Linked DNA regions of Mus musculus: all the other regions are linked to region 3. The links are chromatin loops, found by intact Hi-C in ENCODE. Cell type or tissue: left cerebral cortex. All regions are shown on one strand.

The links. A loop is a pair of places that touch in the nucleus more often than their neighbours do. Peaks named below come from ENCODE experiments on the same cell type or tissue, not always from the same donor. Only the 100,000 strongest peaks of a DNase experiment are listed, where the experiment ranks them.
Region 1: a loop joins it to region 3, with 2.2 times the contacts of the local background. A loop is called at or near these places in 3 of 42 quality-filtered maps.
Region 2: a loop joins it to region 3, with 2.5 times the contacts of the local background. A loop is called at or near these places in 5 of 42 quality-filtered maps.

Annotation. Positions count from the first base shown.
Region 1 is chr6:105,481,101-105,486,100 of GRCm38, reverse strand. Gm19757 (predicted gene, 19757) reads left to right here. Exons shown (of 3, transcript NR_040297.1): 2 at 1,005-1,133; 3 at 2,351-4,835. Among named protein-coding and RNA genes, the nearest start is that of Gm19757, 9.1 kb to the left of the region's middle. In left cerebral cortex, no CTCF peak of the experiment used is centred here; a DNase peak (open chromatin) is centred at 2,556; H3K27ac peaks cover 177 bases.
Region 2 is chr6:106,643,382-106,648,381 of GRCm38, reverse strand. The region is part of intron 15 of Cntn4 (contactin 4); the gene reads right to left. Among named protein-coding and RNA genes, the nearest start is that of Il5ra, 100 kb to the left of the region's middle. In left cerebral cortex, a CTCF peak has its summit at 2,644 (motif pointing right); a DNase peak (open chromatin) is centred at 2,657.
Region 3 is chr6:105,674,662-105,679,661 of GRCm38, reverse strand. Cntn4 (contactin 4) reads right to left here and starts at 1,917. Exons shown (of 26, transcript NM_001109749.1): 1 at 1,772-1,917. Gm15631 (predicted gene 15631) reads left to right here and starts at 2,081. Exons shown (of 3, transcript NR_132434.1): 1 at 2,081-2,160; 2 at 2,465-2,598; 3 at 4,377-5,000. In left cerebral cortex, a CTCF peak has its summit at 2,127; DNase peaks (open chromatin) are centred at 1,164, 1,977, 2,593, 4,342 and 4 more places; H3K4me3 peaks cover 4,455 bases; H3K27ac peaks cover 3,669 bases.

The sequences.
Region 1 (5,000 bases), 190 kb after region 3:
TTTCCCCTTCTCCCAGCAACTCTTAACTCCTCCTCCCTTTTGCCTGTCCAATCACAGACCTCCTCTGCACTAATGTAATTGGACAGGGAAAATCCTGTGACCCAGGTTCATTGAGAAATAGTCTTGAAATAGGGAAAAGGACAAGTAACTTCTGGCCTCCCCATGCTTGCAAATGCATTTGCACATCAGCACCCATTCAGCACATGAATATGTGTATAACACAGCCATAGACATTCACACATATACTCATACCAAGTGTATGTAAGTCTAGTGATAGGAACACCAATAGCTTTGTAACAGGTAAAACTGCATAAAGAATACTAGACACTCCGCAATAACAATAATAATAATAATCTTCTTCCTGAATTCCCAAGGTCTAAACGGTGATTTTTATGGAATACTTTGAACTTCGTGGGTTGGTAAAGTATGAGATCCCTTAGGCATCAAATAGAACAGCAATAAATCATTTCTTAATTGTCTTTCCAGGGAAAAGGTGAGCCTGAGATTGATAACCTTTTCTCTATCACTTGTCAGCATAACCTGAGACAAATTAGTTAACTACTCTTTCCCCCTTTTTCTTTGTCTACAACTGGAGGCACAAAAAATAGTAACTCTCTACTAAAGTTTTTTGGAACTAAAAAAAAAAAAAAAAAAAAAGAATAGGTATGGATGGGAAGTAATTTATATAGCACAATAACTAAGATACAATAAGTACTAAATAAATTTCACCTCTTATTATTTACAAGGGCAGCTCAAGAAACTAAATCTTTTTTAACTGAGCTATTAATAATTATTAGGCCAAAAGAAATAATTGGGAGGCATGATATATTGGGGTTCATTTTACTCAAAGAGATCTGTGGATGAAAATATTTAACAATATTTTTATGGAGTAGTGCTACGTATAGTGACAACAAGCTAAGGTTCTCCCCTATCTGTACTGATAATCTTCAAATGAGCCTCTTATTATTATTTGGATTTGTTTTGTATTGTTGCATTTATCACAGAAATGCAAATATGGGTGGCATCTGACATCAAAGAAGGAAGAAGTGAGACCCAGACAACTTCAAGGCATCTCTCAGATTTATATTCTACTTCACTCCCTGGAGCCCTTTTATAGACTACAAAAGGCAAAAGTAAGACACCTTTCACTTGCTCACTCAAGTCCTATCAAAGCCATTGTTAGCCTTTTTCCCCCCTGTATGTTTACGTTGTGAGAAAAGGAGTTATTTGATCAATGATGACAAATATTTAAAAAATACTGAATGTCAGTAGAAATTGTTAGGTTGTGCCAACTCAGAGACTCTGGAAGGGTGTCTATGGACTCCTGAGTAGCATGTTCTCGCCTATTCATTTTTGTAATTTTATGACTCATTTCGTAGAACTGTTTGTAAAGTAAGACAGATAGGAAGCCATACTTTTAGATTAATAATACCACCACCGAGTATCAGGACAAAAGCTTGAAGAGAATTGAAAATTTGAGTCCCAAAAAAGAAAACAGAGCACGTGTAATGCTCTAATATCTCTCTTTTTTTTAACTAAAAAAAAAAAAAAATCCATTGAAGTAAACATTTCTAGACATTACTCTTACCATCAAGTTCAGCTATATTTGTAAGTAACTTACAAGTCCTTTTGCTATTGTTACTATATATCTTGTCTGTGTGCTGTGTGTGTGTTTAATGTGTTATTGATGAGCACTAATTGGAATATAAGTTGAATTATGACATAAATCAGTAGGTTTCATTTTTGTTTTCCTGTTTCCTGGTATATCACACAAGTGGGCACATATACTATTCACACTAATACGTGACTATAACAGAGTTTGGATGTCTATTCTCTTCGAAGAATGCAGATCTTTTAAATAGAATGAAAGTAGCCTTTAAGCCATCTATCTCTGTTTTTGACAGGTATTAGCAATGTTAAATTTAAACTTGACTTTGTAAGTATTTGTATTATTCTAGGATCTTGTGTAAATTCTCAATCAGACTAGAGTTTTATATTTGAAGACAAATTAATAAAAGGGATAATAAATTCCTTTCTTTCTTATTTTTTTTTAATTTTTGAAAAAGTACTATGCTTAGATACAGATTGCTTTCAGTAGAGGTATAAATTAGAATTATAAACCTGTATAGTCATAGTAACTATCCATAGTGGACTGGATCATGGATGTGACAGATGAACTGTCAAAGCAGCCTGATAAAACAGAACAAATGCCACATTGCACAGGACAAAATGATAATGAACCTTTATTTCTTCCTGAATAATTTTATAGACTTATACTTTTAAAGAAGTACTGTGCCTAGTTGGAAAAAAATTTAATGTAACTTCTTTCCCTTGCTTCCTGTAAAAACAGAAATGGAGCTGTCTGATCAAGTACGCTATTTCTGATGCTCCTCAGAGTCACGTATCTTCAATACAGCCAGAAAAGAAGAAAAAAAGAATCACACATACGCCTACTTAGATATACTCATTCTCCTTTTTATCATGTTCGTAGCTATTTCTATTGTCTGTCTGCAAAGAAGCTAACTGCAATGAGGTTCTTGTTTTAAAACAGAAGGAATCCAAGAGCTGGCATTGTTACAACTGCTGGTAGCAAAAACAATGACACTCAAAGTATTTTGGCTTTGGAAGTCGTCCTTGTGCATTAAGCAACATGTCCCTGAGAGAATCAAATCACAATATGTCACTGCAAACCTTTGTTTTATTAAACCACCTTAGTGGGAAAAAAATGAATAAAACTATTCAACTGTTTGAGGAGGAAAAAAAAGATGTAGACATTACAAGAACAATCTATTTCTAAACCACTGCTTTGATGGAAAAGCTAAATTTGTATATACACTGTTCTCCATGCATCTCATCATTGCCTCTACAACACATGCTAGTACTGTCTCATCAAAAGATACGTAGATTTAAAATGGTCTTTTTTCTACATTGGCCTCTAAATCCTAGTGGGGATTTCAACAAAAGGGGGATTACAGTATTCATATTTACTGCTGTGAGATGCAGAGCCTTGTATTTAGCATGTGTTCAGAAAAATGGCAAATGAATGAATAATGCATGTTTTTAATGAAGTTATGCAAACATGATTTCATTTCACCTGATTCCTCTTGTTCATACTTTCTACTTCTATGTGGCAATGGTGATGAAAAAGCAGACACTTGCAAAGTTCTGACGAACATCATTATAGATATGGAAAGAATTGAATTTACCTAAAATACCATTACATATATTGGGAAGCCATTGTAGTAAGATTGTGTGTCCTGATTTGAAAAATCTGCACTGAAAATAATACATAATAAAGGAAACCAACAAAGTGGATTATATATTCATGTTCCTTTTCTTGTGTTTGCCAGGGAAGGGTTGGGGGAAGGTACTGGCTATTGAACCCAGAGCTTTCTGCATTCTGTGTCAGCATTGTACCCGTAAGGCATGTCTTCACTCATTGCTTTATATTTTATTTTGAAGCAAAGTCTTTCTAAGTTGTTTAAACTTGACTTGAATTCATTTGTAATCTAGTCTTTGAAGTCTATTTCTCCTGTTTTAGCTTCTTGAATAGTTAAGATATATGTTTATTCCAACAAATTCAGTATAACTCCCCTCAATAACTTAACACTTAAAATTACCAATGAATTATACTTCCTCCTATCACAATTATAATTCTACTGCAGGTGAAACACATACATACATGCACACACACACACACACACACACACACACACACACACAATCCATACACACGTTCCTTGATGAAACTATTCCTCTTGTACTTTTGTATCACTAAAATTATCTTGCTTGTTTTTCCTGAACTCTTTTCAAGCTTTCTGTCCTAAAACTAAGTAGGATGCCAGGTAGATCTAGCAAGAGAGGGAGGAGAAGTGGGACAAGTTGAATAATTAATCAAACTAGTAATTAATTATACCACCTAGGACACTGATTCTAAATTTGGGTGAAGAATAAAGTCACTGGCAGGAAGGAAAGGAGGAAATGTGAGAGAGCAAAAGAATAAGATATAGACAAATTTATTGATAACTGGTTAGATAGGAACTATCTAACTGTCAGGTAGGAACTTACTGACTGGAGTAGTCTTTACATTAAATCTGTGGACCGACTAATTTTTATCATTGGACAAGCTGGGAAGAGTATGTAATGCAGGATAAAGTTGGGGGTGGTTACACTTATAGGAAACTGGTCAGGAGTCATGAAGATCAGAGACTCCACAGTATAAATCATCAGGCAAGATATGTGTGCAGTACTGAGAAGCCAACAAGAGTCAGACAAGATTTCCCAGCAGGCTCCCCCAACACAGCTACAAGAATGTGGCATCAGGAACTGTGAGATTTAAACAGCTCAAATAATTCCTTCTTAAAAATCATGAAGGTATGACATATCCTGTAAAGTGTGAGACTGCAATGTAAGTCCACCTTGATCAAGATAGTAATCATTTCAGGTAGCTCAGAATATTCTCTCTTTTGAATATCCAAGCAATGTTTAATATATTCAAACTCTTTTCAAAGTTAAAGGGATCCATAGTGATGTTTTTCTTTTTCATTTCATCAACATATGATTTGTATTCTTTCTAGACTCACCTTATTTGGAGAATGACAGTTGAAAATATTTTCAAAGAGCTAACGTTGCCTCTGTTACTTTTATCTATTATGCATATATTGTCTACTTGATAGATTTATGGTTTGGTATGTGCATTATTTTCTCTATTTCTACTTTGTGCAAGTTTCAAATGCTGGTCTTATCTGGTTTTAATCAAAGGTCCCAAATTTTTAATGCTCCTTCATTTTGAATACATTCAATAAAAACTATAAATTTCTTGTGTGCTTTCTTTTACATACATTTCACATGGCTTGGTAAATAAATTTTATATTATAATTCAATTTAAAACATTTTTGAGATTCTATCATGTTTCTTTCAACAAGTCTTGGGTTATTTCAAAGTGTATGGTATACTGAACAAACACTAGAAAAGTCTCAATGAGTCTCTGTTACTGAGTT
Region 2 (5,000 bases), 970 kb before region 3:
CTTAGCTTTTAGAGACCTATTCATCCTTAAATAAATGAAACAGAATTCATTTTCTAATTATTGAACTCTGTTGGGTCATTATTTGTATGGTCTTTCTTCCTCTCTTCCTTCCTTCCTTCCTTCCTTCCTTCCTTCCTTCCTTCCTTCCTTCCTTCCTTCCTTCCTTCCTTCCTTCCTCCCTCCCTCCCTCCCTCTTTCCCTCCCTCTTTCTTTCTCTCTTTCTTTCTTTCTTTCTTCTTTCTTTCTTTCTTTCTTTCTTTCTTTCTTTCTTTCTTTCTTTCTTTCTTTCTTTCTTTCTCCCTTTCTCTCTCTCTCTCTCTCTCTCTCTCTCTCTCTCTCTCTCTCTCTCTCTCTCTCTCTTTCTTTCTTTCTTTCTTTCTTTCTTTCTTTCGTTTTTGGAATAGTGTTCTTCTATACAGCCTGGCCTGCACTGGTACTGCCCTTTTGCCTCAGCTTCTAGAGTGTTAAAATAACAGGACTGTGCCACTACTTGGCCACTGTCTTATATTCTACACTGTAACACTCACACTAACTCTTGAGCATGTGTCGTTTGTGTTGTATAAGATGATGTCAGTAAAAATGAGCATGTTGAGTGTATACACACACACACACACACACACACACACACACACACACACACACAGAGCACCCATGCACATGCTTAATTTGCACTACTCTCTTAGAGCTACTTAGAGGAAATAACCCCTTCTGATGGAGAACTGAAAGGGCACATGAGATGGATGAAGTATGAAAGTATTCCTTGAGAAATCCATGCAAGTTTTCCTTTTTCACTTTGTTTTATTATTGCTATTTACAGGTACAAATTCCATGCTCCCACCCCAACCTGTAGAAAACAGAGACATGATCACATCACAAGAAAGAAAAGAAAATATCTCTACAGTGGAATCCTGAATCAGAAAGAGTACAGCCCTCCCCCAAAGGATGTAGGGTCTTCTGCCTCTTTGGCAGCAGATTCTCCATTTTACCTGAGCAAGGCTAGCCTACAAATCTAGATCACCTTCATTCACCACATGGTAACCAATTAAAGACTCCCTTTGAGTAAAGCTCTCCTAACTCTGCCCGGCTCCGACAGTTGCTCCACTCCTCGAAAGCCATAAACATCAAAAGGACAAAATGAAAGCTGCCCAATGAAAAGCAAAGAGAAGGTTCCTTAGACAAGCAAGAAAGGAATGCTGACTGATCAGAATTGCCCTCATTTGCATGACAGGCATTGCATGCGGGGTGGGGGTGGGGGGCAGAGGGGCCTGAGGAGGAGTGCAGGACACTCACTGTCCTATAGGTTTTTTCAACCTGGTGACCTAAAGAGGGCAGCAGTGTGTAAACCCTTTCCTGAATCCAGGTGTTTAATTGGTGCCTTGGTTCTCTGAGCAATGAGATATAAAACAAAACACCCCAGTCAGGCTGAATAGAAACTGGAGACTCCTTTGTAAAGCAATTTGTAAATCACCTCTGAGAGAATACTTATGGTCCATTATCAAGGAGCTGAGAAAATAAATACAAAAGAGAGCTGTTTAATAAGAGTGACTGGCAGAAATAGAAATGTCACCAGCCAACCGAGGGTGGCAAGTTTGTTGTACAGCAATCACTCTTGTGATTATCAAGGTTAGTGAATTTTCCGGGTTCCAATGTGGAGCAGAGAGTGTTTACTTACTACAAGAATAGAATTGTTTGAAGGACACCCCAACACAGTTGGTTGTCTCTAAAGTCTTGGCTCAACTATTGTGATCAAGTTGTTTGTTTTTAAGAAGAAGTTATAACTTGTCTGAAAATCATTCATACTCGTACACCCACTTACTCTTACTCTTGTATGCCACCAGGGAAAGCACACCTCTTGCTTTTAGAATTGCACAGTGTTGGAGTCATGGGGTCTCTCTGCTGGGATGTCTTTCTAAATGCAAAGAATTTTCTGAAGGTCTACAAGCCTCTATGATCAATAAGAATACTCTTTTTAAATCAGACTAGCAAGTAAGTAACTAGGAATGGGGTGGAGAATTGGCTAAATATATCACCTCGGTTTGACATTTTCTTTTCCAAGCTTTCTTCATGGTTTAAAAGAAATGACAATCTAAAAGGATATTCAAAAATGCTTCTCAATGACAAATTAAATAAAAGAACATCTTTAAGTTAAAGTATAATTAGAACCACTCCATGACATCCCTTCGATTGTGATGGAACATTAAAAAAAAAGATTCATACACATTTACATCAAGTAATGATTAGATATTTTTTTCTGTTGAGGAAGGAGGAATTATAAGTGTGTTTCTTTCACTTACAACACATCAGTAATTCCCCCATGAGTCACTGGGCAAAAGGGTTCCCAAAGAGTCTCATTAATCTCAATAAAATAGAGTGGTTCACATCATAAGCAACACAAAAATAAGGCACTGTGAGCTCTTTGCTGATTAAAGAAATACAGTCTTGGTTGGGGGGGGGCATTTACTGCATCTCATGCTACAAAATAAGAGAGCATTTTGCTAGACTCCACAAGAAATGGCACAGATTTCTTGAGACAATAACAATGAATTTGAAGACAAAGCTTTTGGCTTGCCTACAAGCAAAATAACACTTGAGCACCCATGCTCATTCACACCCAGGCTTCACTGTAAAAGAAGGATGACATCTCAGACAGTAGATGGTGCTACAGCCTCGCAGAATGAGTCCACAGCACTTAGTTAGATCTGTTTAACCTGCTCCTGTCAGCAATTTTCTGCATGTTTTCAGTTTCTTGAGTTTAAGGTCTCCGGGAAAGAGATGGTAACGCTTCCATTCAAAAGCACACGTCAGTGTGTCCTTATAGATAGGGGAAGAGGACAGTAAGAAACTCACAGAGCTTAAGATGGAGGCTATTAATTCCTTGGTGGGCATTATTAGCTGGCTTCCCTTTATTTGGCATGGTAAGATTGATTTCTAAAGCTTTCTGTTATACAGAATCCTGACCAAACCCACATACCCCCAGCAGTCAGGTCCACTCTAGCTAGCTTATCTTGGGGGCTTGTCTGTAATTCCAGTTAATCCTATTCTGGGATCTTATAAAAAGAAATCAACTATTAACAACTTCTCAACTCCTGGCGATAGCTAGAATGCCTCGTTGGGATGCATGCTGGACAAGACATCATCATGAATTGAGCTAATGAGACTCTTCTTCCTGTTGTGTTCTCTGCTTCAGAGAGGACTCTGTAAGCTTTCTAGAAACTTGATGGAGAATGAAAATCAGTAGTTTTCTCATTTAAGGGTCTGTTAGTGTTCTAAATTTTGAGAAGATATCAATTGTTGGAAAATGCTCTTGTAAGCCTGGGCAAGTCTCTGGAGTAGGGTTGAGGGTCACTGCACAAGAGTATACTTGTCTACACCAGAAGAAGGGGAAGTTTTCTTTTCATTGAGAATTACTGACCCAAAAAGAAAAGAAAATCAATGGAAGGTCAGAGCAGTACAAAGCAACTTAATTCAGTTTATTTTCAGAGTGATGTTACAACTTTCCATGTTTTTAAAACTAGGTGGAGGAGACATAAAGATCTGAAGGTATGTCAAACATTTAAAATTTCCAGTAGAAGATGGCAGGGTATAAAAGGGGGTGCAAAGATGATCAAAGTGCATTATGTTGATACTTCAATCAAAATGGTGCCTGAAATTTAAGTCAGAGTTCAGCCTTGACCCAAATCTCATAGGTTCCAAATCTATATTTAAGTCACTTATAAAGACATATGGCCTTTGCTATTATTACAAACAAAACACTCCAATTCCATGCTATTGCTGTCTGGAAATACTGAATAGAGGTAGAAAAAAGAAGATAGACTACATTATCAAGAGTTATTAAAGGGCAGAAGAAGACATAGCTACATCACTAGGTCTTTATTAACTGAAAACATAATTTTCTCATTTTAGAAACATGCTAGTTACTTAAATTCAAACAGGTTACCTTTGAAAGTTCATAAGTATGACTGTATACATATGTGTGTATGCCTTTAAATATGTGCATTTATTGATACATCTTAGTTGAAAGGCAATTGCATACTGAAATTTCCCACTAGAACTCAACAGCTTATCATTGGTAGAAAAGACAGTAAGGGCAAAACCACAGCTGAAATTCTAACAAACATGTACACGTTATTTGTCTAATTGATGTCAAGTCCCTGGTGTCAAGTCCCTGGATGGATCCCCTAGGCTGCATTGAAAAAAAAAAGTGAAGAAGATTTTGCCAATTTGCAACATTTTCTGATAAATTATTACTCACAAAAATGTAGGTAAGAAAACCCAATTCACTCTTTAGATCATTCATAATCCGTTTATCATGCAGGCCTGATATGCAAGGTGTATGGATCTACTTACACATTGCTCTGTAATTTATAAAACACTTCCATTTATCTTCTGCAAGAAAAATAATCTTTTGTTTTGTTACCATACTAGGACCAGCTCTTTTTTATAACTCCAGTGGGATTAATTCATTCGAGGCTACAAGGTACCACAGGAACCAATAGAACACTTTACCATGGTGGAGACTCCCAGATAACACATGGAGAGTGAGATATCCTTTACTGGAAACAAGGTCATAGCTCATTCACACATGGTAGCTGGTGGTTAGAATTCAGGAGGCAAATATATATATTAAAGAATCAGTTGGGGTTGATGACAGCTTTTCTAAAAGTGTCATCACAAAGAACTTTATTAAACTCATAGCCTGGTGTCTAAGACTCCAGTTGTCAACTCTGGGCACATAGCAATGGTGCATCAATCACCAAATTAGAAGTCATTTGGCATCTGTGATCTGCAGTTTTCAAGGTGATGGCATTTGGCCTTGTAGGGGGACTATGGAATTTTTATGAATCATTGTGCGGATCAACGGATTTTTGATATGCTTCATAAACCCTGTTACATGGTGTGAGATACACATGATAGTATTAGTGCTGGTACCAAAGATTTGCCTGGGAAGAAAAGGAAACAGTTGTTTTGAGAGTTAGAAGAGGGTGACATCTAAGGAAAAG
Region 3 (5,000 bases):
GTTTTTGAAACTCAGCTATGTTTCCTACTGCCTACAAACTAGTGGAAATTCCCAACCAGCTCTGAATGAACTCTAGATGAAGGCGCCAGGAGCAGATATAGAGAGAAATCTGAGTTGGCTCTTGATCACCCAAGGCATGTCTGTAGTCTGATGTGATGCTCTTTTTCAAACCCCTGAACAGAGACAGATAAAGCCTGCTCCCCAGGAAAGCTTGAAACATTGCTTAGGAATCCCCCGACCCCACCCCCACCCCCATTTACAGCTGCTTGTGCTCCTACTGTGCTAAGGAGCAAGAACCAAAGAGCTCCGTATGCCAAAGCATCTAAGCGCTCAAAGCGCGTTTCAAATTATTCTATGTAGGTGTCCAAACGAATCAGTCCTGTTGTGTTTGTTCCTTGAAACATCCAGCGCCCGTCACCGTAAATTACTGGAAATGCCCACGCAATTAAAAAGTACCTGTATTCTGAAAAACAAGTCCCGCCCCCGTATTGGTTCCTGTAGGAAACTAGAAAAAGTTCAGCGAGGGGACTCACAGGACCTGCCTTACAAACAATCCTGTAAGGTGCCACCAAGATCTGGCCTGCCATCCTCCAGGCACTCCACACTGCCAGGATTATCAGTTACACTGATTAACCAGGTCACAACCTCCGCAAACCTTTGCCAAGGGAACTTAGTGCCTGAGGCTCACAAACCAGCCACCTTATCTTCCCAATGCTCTCCGCAGCATCCTTGCAACAGCAGGAGCACTGTGCTACAGAATGTGTTCATGCATCAGGTTCTGCTTGGTTAAGGAGACTGAGGAGCCTACCTGTGTCCACCTAGCCCACGCCTTTCAGTTTTAGTAAATATATAGACACTAGAGAAAGGTAAAGAGCAGAAATGAAGGAAGAATTTTGAGAGCAAAAGGGTTAAGGGTTGGCATTTAAGGGATGCCTGAAGCCCATCTCTCTTGCTGCTTGTACAGCAGCGGCTAAGATGCAGTTAGTTACCTTTGCCTTCCCCAAAGAAACTGAACACCCTCCCCTCCCCATAAGCTATTGGAAATACATGCTGCACCTACAAGCTGTCAAGTGCCCTCCACAACACAAGAGACCTGGTCAGTGTTGTTCAGTGCGAAACAATCACTGTGCTTTGCAAAGAACCATGCACTGTGTGGGCACTCCAAAAAGGAGCGTTTCAAAAGGGATCACTCTATCATGAGTCCCAGTCTCCGGAGCCCTGATGTCCAAGTCCCTTCAAATTTCAGCCCAACTTCATCTGCTCATACTAAGGGTTGCACCCAAAGGGTATGGATACCCAGGTACCCACAGCATTAAAAAAAAAAAAGAAAGAAAAAAAAAGAAAAAAAAAGAAGAAGAAAGAAAGAAAAGAAAAGAAAAAGAAAAGGCAAGAAGGCGCCCACGGAGCAAAGGCGCACAGAGAGGGCAATCGCGTGACCCAGCTGAAGACGCTGATTTTAAAGGTTCTGGATGCATGTTCTGCTATAGGCTCTTCGGTTGGCGGTCGTAAGGCAACGCAACAAACTTCTTTTCGCAGTAATAAAGGAGAAAACTGGTCGCCGTGAGGTAACAGTGTCATCCAGGGGATGGGGGACTGCTACATGCCAGGTAGAGTTTTCTCACCTCCTCGCAGCCTCCCGGACAGCCCTGCAGGAGCGACAACCCTGGGTACTAATCTGTCCATCCCTAGCCCTTAAGGACCATGCTCTTATATCCCAAGCCACAGACCAGGGTGCCTGGGACAGTGCGCTCCAGAGTCGGGCTGGACTTACCCAAGCACAGCGCCTAGGAGAACTGGGCTTGCTCCACCGCCAACGTCCGAAGGTCCCGGCGGAGTGGCAAAAGCTCCCTACTTGCGACCAATCCTGGTTATGAACCTTGTGCTCTGTGGCTGCCGCGCGTTCCTCTCCCTCCCTGTGCTGGTGGCAGCTCTCAAAACCCGGCGCACCTGAGTTCAGGCTGCAGCGGTTCCTTTGCAGCCACTAGCGGAAGACTCATAGGGAGGGGGCGAGACAAGGGGAGGGCGGGGGCGGGGGCGGGGGGGAGCGCTCAGTGGAGCTGGGCATGCTCAGTGAGCCACCAGAGGCAGTGGACCCTTAGGCGTAGCACCTGCACCGCCCTGCCCTGGGGAGGCGACCCCGAGTACCCACGCGGGACACTGGTAAAGGGGGCATTGTTGGACATGACTAGCTCTGTCTGGTTCCTGGAGAGGGACATAAAGGGTGTGTTTGTGCTAGGGTACAAAGAGAGGATGGCATCTTCCTTTGCCACCGGAGTATTGGGGAACTAGGAGGTGCGACCGGCCTTTGGCTTCCTGCACAGTCGGAATCCGGAGGATCTTTAAGGTGGTGTGGCCGGGAATACCACCTCTGGGCTGAGAATCGCTTCGCATGGGTTTGGGATGAGCGGTAGTAGTGGACTAGACAGAGATGGCTTTAGGGTCGGTTTTATTTGCTTATTCTTAGGTCAAGGACATCGGCCAGACAGTGATAAGGACAGGAGCTGGTGTCTTAACCGGAGCAACAGACATTCAAGCTGAATGAGGCTGAATGAGCACAGAAGGGGGAAGGGGGAAGAGGAAACACTTGCGATAAAATAGGTACAAGGATCAATATGTGGTGTATGGGGGCATACTAAAAGCGTCGTTATTCAAAAGCAGGTGTAGCAGTTAATGACAGTCCTGTGGTCATTACACAGGGCTCTACGTTTCCTTGCAGAAATGGCTCCCTTCATCCCAACTCTAAATTTTGAAGTAGACATCGAGACTGGGAAGGAAGTCTGAGCCCCCTTGATCCCTGTGCAAAGGCAGAGGGGAGGCAACTCAGTGGAGCACATCTGGAAACCATTTACAGTAATCCCAAGAGAGACTGAGTTTTCTCTCCCTGGGTGGAAACAAAGCCCCCCGGGAATTTTACAAAACCCCAGCCTTCCAGTGCATGTCTCAGCAGATCAGAGCTACATAAACAACTTCTGACCATTTACACAATCATACAAACCTACCCTGACATCTCCATTATGTGGGAAAGATGTTAACTGGAAAACTATTTTTAAACTACTGTAGTAAGCAAACACTCCACTCCTCTAAACACATGCGGCAACCTCCTTAATTGATATAAGTGATTTTGTTGTATCTTTAGTCTCACTTTTGGGTTATTATTGGTTTTGATTTTTAACATAATTCATTCTTGAAAAATGAGCAAATGTTAATGAGGGAATAGCTATTACAGGTGTTTCACGGTTTCTGAAGTTAATGCTGGAAGAAAGAGCCCCTGACCTCATTTTCAAAGTACTTAAATCTAGAGACAGACTTAAGCCCCTCCCCTTCTCTCATGGGAAGGAAATTTCACAGAAAAGAAAACTTGGTAGTGTATTTTCCCTGGTGAATTATTAAAAATGAATGGTTTCTAGTAAGTTTGATGCACCTGCCTGATCCATGATTCTGATAACTTTTACTGCATTGCTTTACTTTATACTATATATATGTATATATTAATAAAGTATATTATATATACATACATATTTCTCTTTTTGTAATTTTTAGATTAACTTTTATAACTAGCATACAAAACAAGTGGATTAATTATTGCTTTTACATATATGTATTGAGTATTTTGTCCTGTATATGTCCTCTCACTACATTCCAGAATCCCTCTGTTTCCTTCTTACACCCAAACATCCATAGTCTATATTCTATTTTTAACTAAGTCACAGGTACACACAAGTGCATGTGCGTGCACGCACGCACGCGCGCACACACACACACAGATTCATAGATAGATAGATAGATAGATAGATAGAGAGATAGATATAACTTTTATATAGGATAGTCAGCAAACGCTGATAACAAAAACTGCCTAGCTTAGGAGAAAAACCTTCTTTTGTGTACTCATACACTCAGCATATGCTGAGAAAACATGGTATCATGACATTTTAAGCTCAATATATAATTAAGGCCAGTACAAAAAGGAGAGGAGAAAGACTGCCAAGCTGCTCCTTCAGCAGGAGTAAAATTGAAATAATTTTCTAAGTGTTGTGACCAGTATGAGAAAACTCCCGTGACTGTGTCCCTGAATTTCAGCTCTAAATGTTTCATTCGTTCGTTCTCTTACCTTTAATTCTTTCTCATGACTGTGACTGTGTGGGAGGCTTTGTACTCTAGCAAATGAAAGGAAGCTCAAATATGACCATGACTTAGTATCTGCTCAAGAGATGACCATCTAGTAAGGAAACCAGTGTGTATCTAGAGAGACAGATCTGGGTCGGGCTGCTGGGATGTCAGCTAACTGATAAGCTGGGGGCTGGGGATCTTTCTTTCCAGTGGCCTGCATCTAGTTTAAAATAAAAGCAATAATCCAGTCCCGATTTTCCATCCTGCAGGGAAGAAGCAAAGCTACCTCTGCCAAGAAAGCCAGCTTCTCACTGAAGCTCTCCTGATTGGGGAGTGTTCCTAAGAGAATCAGCCTCTGCCAGGAGATGGAAGTGGCTTATTTTGAAGACAACATCCTCACACGTGTGTGTCCCTGTATATCTGGGACCCCCAGCTAAGTGTCAGTTCCTTGCTCAGAGAACCTGTGATTGGGATTCTCTGGGGGGAAATGTTCAAAATGAATCAATTATCACCACCAGCAGAGAGTTCAATACCACTGTACAGGGACCCAGCTTTGTATTAGTGCATGAATGAATTACTGGTACTCATGTCATTTGCAAATAACCATCATTATAGCGCAGTGGAAAATTCCCCCTACCCATTTAGTCTAAGTAGCACCTTAGCAGAGCATTGCAATAACCCTCATGGACCCTCCAAAATATTTGCACATATATGTTCAGATTAAGCTCCAGATAGTTTAATATGAGAGTATCTATTTGGACACAAGGTCACCCCTTACACTCATTAAACCAATCTGAATGAGGTCTGATAACTCTTAAGGGAAATCAGCACTTGAAATGCTTTCGACTTTTTGGAGACACGGATGGAATATATCAGCAGGCTTCGCTCAGCAT